Linked DNA regions of Homo sapiens: region 1 is linked to region 2. A link is an interaction called in ENCODE POLR2A ChIA-PET data of the cell type or tissue named here. Cell type or tissue: Caco-2. All regions are shown on one strand. Each heading gives the region's core, and the rest is flanking DNA. Links, peaks and the distances in the headings are about the cores only.

Region 1 (5,382 bases), core at 170-5,169, 200 kb before region 2:
ATTATTCAAAAAGACATCTAAATAATTCTTATGCAAAACTATTTAATCTACACCCGGGGTAAGCAAGTTTTTCCTCAAGGCCCAAACAAGAAATAATTTAGGCACTATAGGCCATAGAGTCTCTCTTGTATCTATTCAAACCTACTATCATGGTGCAAAATCAGCCATAGAATATACATAAATGAACAGGCATGGCTGTATTCCCGTAACACTTTGTTTATGGATAATGAAATTTGAATTTCATAGAATTTTTACATGTCACCAAATATTATTCTTCTTTTGAGTTTTTCTCCCAATCATCTAAATATGTAAAAACCATTCTTAGCTTTTTGAGACAGGTACCAGGCAGGATGTGGCTCATGAGCTATAATCTGCCTAGGGAGCCAGAAATTAGCTGTGTCTATCAGAGACTGTCTATAACGGTGAATTCTTGGGTCCTGGAAGCAACCAGATCCTAATTACATTGGTAATTCATATTAATTCCCCATGCTCCAACTTGTTTCTGACCAAGAAGCGTTATAATTATAATTTGGTTTTACATGCAATTTCTCTTGAGGGAGAGAATGTTCTAATATCTAAAACATGAACAATTTGACATAACATTCGTACCTATTATCACCATAAATCATTATTCTATAATACTTGTTCTTTGTTTGATTATCTATAAATCTAGCTGATAGGTCAGGTCCTATTGCGTTCTCCTGCTTGGTGCCTGAGGGACAACCATTCTCCTGACACAACACCAGAATCAATGTTTGGTGCCTGCAAGGGTGAAAGTCAAATATTTGGCCAGGGAGGCATCCTGGCCACCAGTCTACTGCCATTCCAATACCCCTTACATCTTTTCCTCCTAACCTCTACATACAGGTAAACAAAGTGGAGGATGAGGATGGAAAATGTTGGGCAGAGGAAAGGAAGGGAGCTTTTTTAAAGGTTCCGTATCAGCTCAATATATATAGGAAAGGTGACTTCACATGCCTACAGAGCAAATACATAGACTTTATCTCAGTGGGATCATTAACTTATTTATCTTGGATTTACATAAACAATCAAAGTAACAATAATTCTTTTGGATAACTCATAAGAAATTTAAAAAGAGGGTGTGAAATGGCTTCTAAGAGCCTAAGATCTCATCCCTGGGGGCAGCTAGCCCCACTTAAGTTCCAGTCTGGAAAAACCCAAGGCTCTCAAAGGAATTTACTTCTGATTCCAGCCAACATCTGAAGACAGGTCGCAGACCTCCCCTTCCCATTTATTAAACAAATTTAAAATTGTAAATCCTTCTTCTGTCCCCTTGAGATGCATATGTATTTCCTAAGACCCAGAATATCTTTCTGAAGGACCTGAAGGCCATTCCTTTGAAATATAACCAACAGACAGGGCCTCGGTCTACCAGTCTCTGTGAGAGGGCAGATGCCTAATTTCCATTAATGCTACTTAGAAGACAGAAATGACATAATCACAGAAGGTCAACAACGCTCTTAGCTTCTTTTTAAATTTTTCACTTCCATAACTTGACTAAAGCTCCCCCATTCCTCCCACTCCTCTCCCTATTCCCTCTTTCTCCTTTATAAACACCCAGTCACCTCTGCACAAATTCGAACACAGCACAGCTCCTTCCTGTACTGCGATAGTTACTGAATAAAATCTGTCTTTATCAGCTTTAACTAGTGTCAGGCTTTATCTTTCACAAGAGGAATCCTTGGAGATCATTTAGATCCAAATCCTTATTTTACAATTGAGAAACATAAAGTTGAAAGAGATTCACTTAACCAGTGACTCCACAAATATTACTATGTGCAGACTATATGGCAGTAACTAGTCTAGGAGCTCAGATACCATGGTGAAAAAGACAACCCATTCAAACTGATACAGGAGATAGAAAGAAATTATTTAGACAGACAGCGAGGGCAAAAGTCCTCAGCAGAACTTCCCTTCTAACAAAAAGCAGCCCAAGAAGTTATTTATTTTTCTAATAAAGAGCAGCCTGAAAAATCGAGCTGCAAACATAAATATGGAAGCTGAAAGGTTGCAAGGTGGAATGCTGGCAGCTGTGCCAATAGAAAAGGGCTACCTGGGGGCCAGGCATGTCCACCATGGACACTCCATCTTCCCTTTTTTGTTAGCACGTATACGGTAAGAAAGAAAGGGGGAACATGGCACAGCTCAGGCTGAAAATCCGCCTGCATAATAAAAGACTAAGGTGGGGGATGCCAGAAATTCGCTCCTATGCGAACGGCACACCTATTCTTAACTGTTTTTTCACGCCCGCCCTATGTAGATTAGACACCACCTCCCCATCAATTCATCTATAAAACCCCTTGCATTTCACCATGGAATGGCAATCCATTTTTCTGGGACCCCTCTCTGTAGCTGAGAGCTATTCTCTCTTTTGCCTATTAAACTTCCACTCTTAACCTCACTCTCTGTGTATCTGAGTCCTTGATGTCCCTGGCTGTGAGACAATAAACCTTGGATGTCGCCCCAGATGAGGTCGCAAACTGTCAGAGGTACTGAACCAGGGCAGCTTCATCTTGAATAGGGGCTGAGTAACATAAGACTGAGACCTACTGGGCTGCATTCCCAGGAGGTTAAAGCATTCTAAGTCACAGGATGAGATAGGAAGTCGGCACAAGATAAAGGTCATAAAGACCTTGCTGATAAAACAGGTTGCAGTAAAGAAGCCACCCCAAACCCCCCAAAACCAGGATGGCCACAAGAATGACCTATGGTTGTCCTCACTGCTACATTCCCACCAGCACCAAAACAGTCTACAAATGCGATGGCAACACCAGGAACAATTTTTACCCTATATGGTCTAAAAATGAGAGGCATGAATAATCCACCCTTTGTTTAGCATATAATCAAGAAATAACCATAAAAATGGGCAAGCAGCAGCCCTCAAGGCTGCTCTGCCTATGGAGTAGCCATTCTTTTATTCCTTTATTTCTTAATAAACTTGCTTTCATTTTACCTTATAGATTTGCCTCGAATTCTTTCTTGTGCAAGCTCCAAGAACACTCTCTTGGGGTCTGGATTGGGACCTCTTTCTGGTAACAAAATCGCCTTTGCAAAAATTATACTAGCGAAAAAATTATGACAATGGGGGAGATCTAATCTAGCCAACTCCCATCTTGCCTTTAATCTGCCCTTAATTATTCCTGGGCTTAAACTTTGGGAGACATTTAGTTTACAATTTAAATGACAATGGCCCTTCCCCAAAACTCAACTGCCTTTGTAAAGCTAATGAGACACCACTAGGCTAGGAGGATAGAGGAGCCTGAACTGGCTAAGGTGTGCAAACTTGTCCAACGCGTGGCCCACAACAGGACGGTTTTAAATGAGGCCCAATACAAATCTGTAAACTTTCTTAAAACATGAGAATTTTTGTGATTTTTAAAAGCACATCAGCTATCATTCATGTTAGTGTATTTTATGTGTGCCCCAAGGTAACTCCTCTTCTTCCAATGTGGCCCACAGAAGCCAAAAGATTGGACTCCCCTGGTAGAGGTAAAGGATTGCCAGCCATTATTCAGAAGGTAACAAGACATGCAACTTCTCCAATTATTCCTGCAGATAACATCACTATTGTACAACCTAAGATTGGCCTTTTAAGAGGTCTTTCCAGGTTTGTTGTATGTCTGATAACCAGTGGCTCCACGTGGACCTGCCAATCTGTGGCCCCACCCAGCAACGACCAAGTATGCAGGAAGACCATTTCTCTTGCACCCCCAACCAATAAGCAGTAAGCACCCATTGCCTAGCCACCCAACTCCTTCCCCTAAACTGTGTTTGAAAAACCCTAGCCCCCAAATGCTAGAGGAGACTAATTTGAATAATAATTATGACTCTGGTCTTCCCTTTAGATGATTCTATCTTGGTAAAACTCTTCCACTATTGCAATTCAGCTGCTCTACATGGGCAGGGGGCATTGATTGGGTAGTTCTACCATCATGATGGAGGTTATATCCTATGAGGCAGTCAAACAGGAAAACTAGTAAGAAAATATCAAGCACTAAAAATAATATGCTGAAAATAAAAAAGAGTAATGTGATACAGAAAGTTTAAGTACTACTCTGGATCGGGTGCTTACTGACAGCCTCAATAAAAAGTTGACATTTGAGACTGGGGTAGGTGACTCATGCCTGTAATCCCAACACTTTGGGAGGCTGAGGTAGGAGGATCACTTGAACCCAGGAGTTTGAGACCAGCCTGGGTAATGTAGGGAGACTCTGTGTCTACTAAAAATTTTAAAAATTAGGGCTTGGTATGTGGTGATTCACTCCTGTAATCCCAGCACACTGAGAGACCAAGGCAGGAGGATTGCTTGAGCCCAGGAGTTTGAGACCAGCCTGGGCAACATGGCAAAACCCTGTCTCTACAAAAAATTAGCCAGGCATGGTGGTGCAGGCCTGTAGTCCCAGCTAAGGTTGTGGGGTGGGGGTGAGGGGGTGGGGCTGAGGCAGAAGCCAGGGAGATGGTGGCTGCAGTGAGCTGAGGTCACACCACTGCACTCCAGTCTAGGTGACAGTGAGACCCTGTGTCGAAAAAAAAGAAAACCCCCAAAAAACAAAAACTAAAACTAACAGAATTAGCCAGGTATGGTGGCTCATGTGTGTAGTCCCAGCCTGGTATAGCGGTACACATCTATAATCCTAGCTACTAGGGAGGCTGAGGCAGGAGGATTGCTTGAGCCCAGGAAGTCAAGGTTGCAGTGATCCAAGATCTTGCCACTGCACTCCAGCCTGGTTGCCACAGTGAGACCCTGTCTCAAAAAACAAAAAAGACCAGTGTAAATTAACTAGACTAAGGAGGAAAGTGGCAAAAGATATGGTAAAATAGGTAACCAAAGGCCAAATTATGTAGGTTAGGGTAAGGAATTAAGATTCTATTTCAAATATGATGGGATATCACTAAAGGATTTTAAATAAGGGGAAAATAGTATGATCTGATTAATGCTTCATTTGAAATCATGGCTGCTATGTAGAAAATGGATTGCAGAGGAGCAAGAAGGGGAAACTAGGAAACCAACCTGAAGGCCAATGGTGGCATGCATTATGAGGGTAGTGGGGATCAGAGAGAAGTAAGCTGTGGTTTGGAGGTAGAATTATCAGGACAGCTGATGGAACAGATGTGGAGGGTGAATGGAAAGAAAAATCAAGGGTGACCCCTGGATTTATCAAGGTTCCTTGGCTTGAACAAACAGGAAAAATGCTTTTAACTAAGGTATTAAAATTGGGAGAAGGAAGTTAATGAGAGATTTGTTTGTACATAAAGATGATGGTATGTATCAGACATCTAAGAAATGTGTTGCTGAAAGTCATTCAGAGATCTTCTGACTGGGTCACATTGTCTTTACTCAAACCTTTCAAATCTGAATCA
Region 2 (5,382 bases), core at 107-5,106:
ACTCAGTAAGATACAAGAGAATACAGACAAACAATTAAATGAAATCAGGAAAACATTCATGATCCGAATGAGAAATTCAACAGAAATCAATATCATAAAAAAGAACCAAACAGAAATCTTGGAACTGAAGAATTTAATGAAAAAAATAAAAATAGTATACAATTGAGAGCTTCAACAATAGACTAGGATCAAGCAGAAGAAAGAATTTCTGACCTTGAAGACAGGTCTTTCGAAATAACCCATTAAGAGGAAAAAAAAAAAACAAGTAAGAATAAAAAAGAAAGCCTTGGAACATATGGGACATCAACAGGCAAACAAATACTTGCATTGAAGATTGCCTGATGGAGAAGAGAAAGAGAAAGGCACAGAAAACCCATTTGATGAAATGATAGCTGAAAACTTGCCAAGTAGTGGGAGAAATACGGACATCCAGATTCAGGAAGTTCAAAGGTTCACAATTACATTCAACCCAAAAAGATCCTCTCCAAGGTACATTATAATCAAACTATCGAAAGTCAAAGAGTAAGACTTTCAAAGCTGCAAGACAAAATTGTCAAGAGAATCTCCATTACTATCAACAGATTTCTCAGCAGAAACCTCGCAGACCAAGAGAGAATGGGATAGAATTAATATATTCAAGGTATTGAATGCTACAGCTAGAAACAAAAGGACAATAATCACTATCATAAAAACACACAAAAGTATAAAACTCACCAGTAAAGGCAAACTCATAAATCAAACAGATCAAACCCCAGTGATACAATATGTCATATAAAATTTTCAATCTGCTAGTATGAAGGTTAAATTCAAAATGGTCAAAAACTACAACAGCTACAAATAGTAGCTAAGGAACACATAACAGATGAAGAAGAAAATTAAGGCAACAAAAATATAAATTGAAGTGGGGAGGGAAAAAATCTAGGGTCCTTTTATGTAACCAAAGTTGAGTTGCTATCAGCTTAAAACATTCTATTGTAACTGCAAGACTTTTTTTTTCCCCCTTGAGACAGTCTTACTCTGATGCCCATGCTAGAGCATAGTGGCCTGATCACGGCTCACTGCAGCCTCAATCTTCCAGGCTCAAGTGATCCTCCCACCTCAGCCTCCTGGGTAGCTGAGACTACAGATGTGTGCCACCATGCCCAGCTGATTTCTTTTTTCTTTATTTAGTAGAAACGAGGTCTCACTATGTTGCCCAGGCTGGTCTCAAACTCATGAGCTCAAGTGATCTGCCTGCCTCAGCCTCCCAAAGTGCTGGGATAATAGGCAAGAGCCACCACACCAGCCTAACTGAAGACTCTGTAGTAACTATGTAGAAAAAAGTTACAGCAGATACACAAACAAGAAAGAGAATGAAAATAAAGCGTGGCCCCACAGAAAACCACTAAATCAGAGGTAAACAACAAGAAAGGAAGACAAGAACAAAGGATCTCCAAAATTACTTTTTGGTAATTAACAAAATGGCAGGAATAAGATCTTATCTATCAATAACAATCTTGAATATAGCTGGGCGCGGTGGCTTATGCCTGTAATCCCAGCACCTTGGGAGGCCAAGGCAGGCGAATCACTTGAGGCCAGGAGTTTGAGACCAGCATGGCCAACATGTCAAAACCCGTCTCTAATAAAAATGCAAAAAAATTAGTTGGGCATGGTGGCACATGCCTGTAATCCCGGTACTGGGGAGGTTGGGGCACGAGAACCACTTGAACCCAGGAGGTGAAGGTTGCAGTGAGTTGAGATCACACCAGTGCATTCCAGCCTAGGTGACGGAGTGAGACCCTGTCTCAAAGAAACAAAAAAAAAAAAACAAAAAAAAAAAAGAAGAAGAAGAAGAAGGAAAAAATCTTGAATATAAATGGATTAAGTTCTTCAATTAAAAGGTACACTACAGCCTGGGCAACAGAGAGACAGACACCCTGTCTCAAAGAAAGAAAAAAAAAAAAAGGTATACATTGGTTGAATAGATTAAAACACAAAATCTAAGTATACATTGCCTAGAAGAAACACACTTCACAAGCAAGAATTAAAACATATACCAAAACCTACGGTATGCAACAAAAGCAGTTCTAAGAGATAAGTGTACAGCAATAAATGACTACATCAAAAAAGAAGAACAATCTGGTTTTTAGTTTTTTTTAGCGACAGTTTCGCTGTTATCCAGGCTGGAGTCCCCAGGAGTTTGAGGTTGCTGTGAGCTATGACTGTGCAATCGCGGAACCGCACTCCAGCCTAGGCAACAGAGCAAGACCCTGACTTAAAGAAGAAAATAAAAAAAGAATAAAATCTTGTCATTTGCCACATCGATAAACCTGGAGGACATCATGTAAAGTGAAATAAGCCAGACATGGAAAGGCAAATATTGCATGATCTAAGACTTAAACATAAGACCTAAAACCATAAAAACCCTAGAAGAAAACCTAGGCAATACCATTCAGGACATAGGCATGGGCAAAGACTTCATGACTAAAACACCAAAAGCAATGGCAACGAAGCCAAAATTGAGAAATGGGATCTAATTAAACTAAAGAGCTTCTGCACAGCAAAAGAAACTATCATCAGAGTGAACAAGCAACCTACAGAATGGGAGAAAATTTTTGCAATCTATCCATCTGCCAAAGAGCTAATATCCAGAATCTACAAAGAACTTAAACAAATTTACAAAAAAAAAAAAAAAAACCATCAAAAAGTGGGTGAAGGATATGAACAGACACTTCTCAAAAGAAGACATTTATGTGACCAACAAACATATGAAAGAAAGCTCATCATCACTGGTCATTAGAGAAATGCAAATCAAAACCACAATGAGATACCATCTCACACCAGTTAGAATGGCAATCATTAAAAAGTCAGAAAACAACAGGTGCTGGAGAGGATGTGGAGAAACAGGAACACTTTCACACTGTTGGTGGGAGTGTAAATTAGTTCAGCCATTGTGGAAGACAGCATGGCGATTCCTCAAGGATCTAGAACCAGAAATACCATTTGACCCAGCAATCCCATTACTGGGTATATACCCAAAGGATTATAAATCATTCTACTATAAAAACACATGCACACGTATGTTTATTGCAGCACTGTTCACAACAGTAAAGACTTAGAACCAACCCAAAGGCCCATCAATGATAGACTGGACAAAGAAAATGTGGCGCATATACACCATGGAATACCATGCAGCCACAAAAAAGGATGAGTTCATGTTCTGTGCAGGGACATGGATGAAGCTGGAAACCATCATTCTCAGCAAACTAACACAAGAACAGAAAACCAAATACCGCATGTTCTCACTCATAAGTGAGAGTTGAACAATGTGAACACATGGACACAAGGAGGGAAACATCACACACCAGGGACTGTCAGAGGGTGGGGGCTGGGGGAGGGACAGCATTAGGAGAAATACCTAATGTAGATGATAGGTTGACGGGTGCAGCAAACTACCATGGCACATGTATACCTATGTCACAAACCTGCATGTTCTGCACATGTATCCCAGAACTTAAAGTATTAAAAAAAAAATTGATATCATAGAGGCAGAGAGTATAACAGTGGTTAGCAGACACTGGGGAGGGGAGGGAGTAGGAGAGAATGGGAAGAGACTGGACAACAGATACAAAGTCACAATGAAGAGAAATAAATTCTGGTGTTCAACTGCACATAAAGGTGACTATGATTAACAGTAAAATATTGTATATTACAAAATATACAATATTATAGCTGCAAGAGAGGCTGTTGAAAGTTCATGACAAAGAAATGATAAATGTATGAGGTGATAACTATACTAACTATCCTGATTGGATTAATATTCAACATAGATGTGTATCAAAACATCAACTTGTGCCCCATATATACAATGTGTCAATTTTTGTTTGTTTGTTTTATTATACTTTAAGTTTTAGGGTACATGTGCACAACGTGCAGGTTAGTTACATATGTACACATATGCCATGTTGGTGTGCTGTACCCATCAACTGGTCATTTAACATTAGGTATATCTCCTAATGCTATCCCTCCCCCCTCCCCCCACCCCACAACAGGCCCTGGTGTGTGATGTTCCCCTTCCTGTGTCCATGTGTTCTCATTGTTCAATTCCCACCTATGAGTGAGAACAGGCGGTGTTTGGATTTTTTGTCCTTGTGATAGTTTGCTGAGAATGATGGTTTCCAGCTTCATCCATGTCCCTACAAAGGACATGAACTCATCATTTTTTATGGCTGCATAGGATTCCATGGTGTATATGTGCCACATTTTCTTAATCCAGTCTGTCATTGTTGGACATCTGGCTTGGTTCCAAGTCTTTGCTATTGTGAATAGTGCCACAATAAACATACATGTGCTTGTGTCTTTATAGCAGCGTGATTTATAATCCTTTGGGTATAGACCCAGTAATGGGATTGCTGGGTCAAATGGTATTTCTAGTTCAAGATCCCTGAGGAATCGCTACAGGTACCAAAAGAGAGAGATAGACCAATGGAACAGAACAGAACCCTCAGAAATAATGCCGCATATCTACAACCATCTGATCTTTGACAAATCTGACAAAAACAAGAAATGGGGAAAGGATTCTCTATTTAATAAATGGTGCTGGGAAAACTGGCTAGCCATATGTAGAAAGCTGAAACTGGATCCCTTCCTTACACCTTATACAAAAATTAATTCAAGATGGATTAAAGACTTAAATGTTAGACCTAAAACCATAAAAATCCTAGAAGAAAACCTAGGCAATACCATTCAGGACCCAGGCATGGGCAAGGACTTCATGTCAAAAACACCAAAAGCAATGGTAACAAAAGCCAAAATTGACAAATGGGATCTAATTAAACTAAAGAGCTTGTGCACAGCAAAAGAAACTACCATCAGAGTGAACAGGCAACCTACAGAATGGGAGAAAATTTTTGCAATCTACTCATCCGACAAAGGGCTAATATCCCGAATCTACAATGAACTCAAACAAATCTACAAGAAAAAAACAAACAGCCCCATCAAAAAGTGGGCGAAGGATATGAGCAGACACTTCTCAAAAGAAGACATTTATGCAGCCAAAAGACACAGGAAAAAATGCTCATCATCACTGGCCATCAGAGAAATGCAAATCAAAACCATAATGAGATACCATCTCACACCAGTTAGAATGGCAATCATTAAAAAGTCAGGAAACAACAGGTGCTGGAGAGGATGTGGAGAAATAGGAACACTTTTACACTGTTGGTGGGACTGTAAACTAGTTCAACCAATGTGTCAATTTTTTAAAATTAATTAATTTTTAATGAAAGATTGTACACAAATCACTTGATCACAGGTTTATCTACTGGAGAGCTGGAGTAGAGCAGCTTTACCTCTTAGCTTGCACAGAGATACTAATAAAGCAGCAGGGCCTTAACTGGCCAA

Evidence for each region. Peaks named below come from ENCODE experiments on the same cell type or tissue, not always from the same donor. Only the 100,000 strongest peaks of a DNase experiment are listed, where the experiment ranks them.
Region 1: POLR2A ChIA-PET joins it to region 2 with 9 read pairs; 2 of 35 experiments call an interaction of 5 or more read pairs at or near these places.

Annotation. Positions count from the first base shown.
Region 1 is chr11:77,750,197-77,755,578 of GRCh38, forward strand. The region is part of intron 2 of RSF1 (remodeling and spacing factor 1); the gene reads right to left. Among named protein-coding and RNA genes, the nearest start is that of RSF1-IT1, 13 kb to the left of the region's middle. RefSeq lists enhancers at 3,002-3,586, 3,587-4,170. In Caco-2, for the core only: no CTCF peak of the experiment used is centred there; a DNase peak (open chromatin) is centred at 2,545.
Region 2 is chr11:77,946,861-77,952,242 of GRCh38, forward strand. All of the region lies in intron 8 of INTS4 (integrator complex subunit 4), which reads right to left. Among named protein-coding and RNA genes, the nearest start is that of INTS4, 45 kb to the right of the region's middle. In Caco-2, for the core only: no CTCF peak of the experiment used is centred there; no DNase peak of the experiment used is centred there.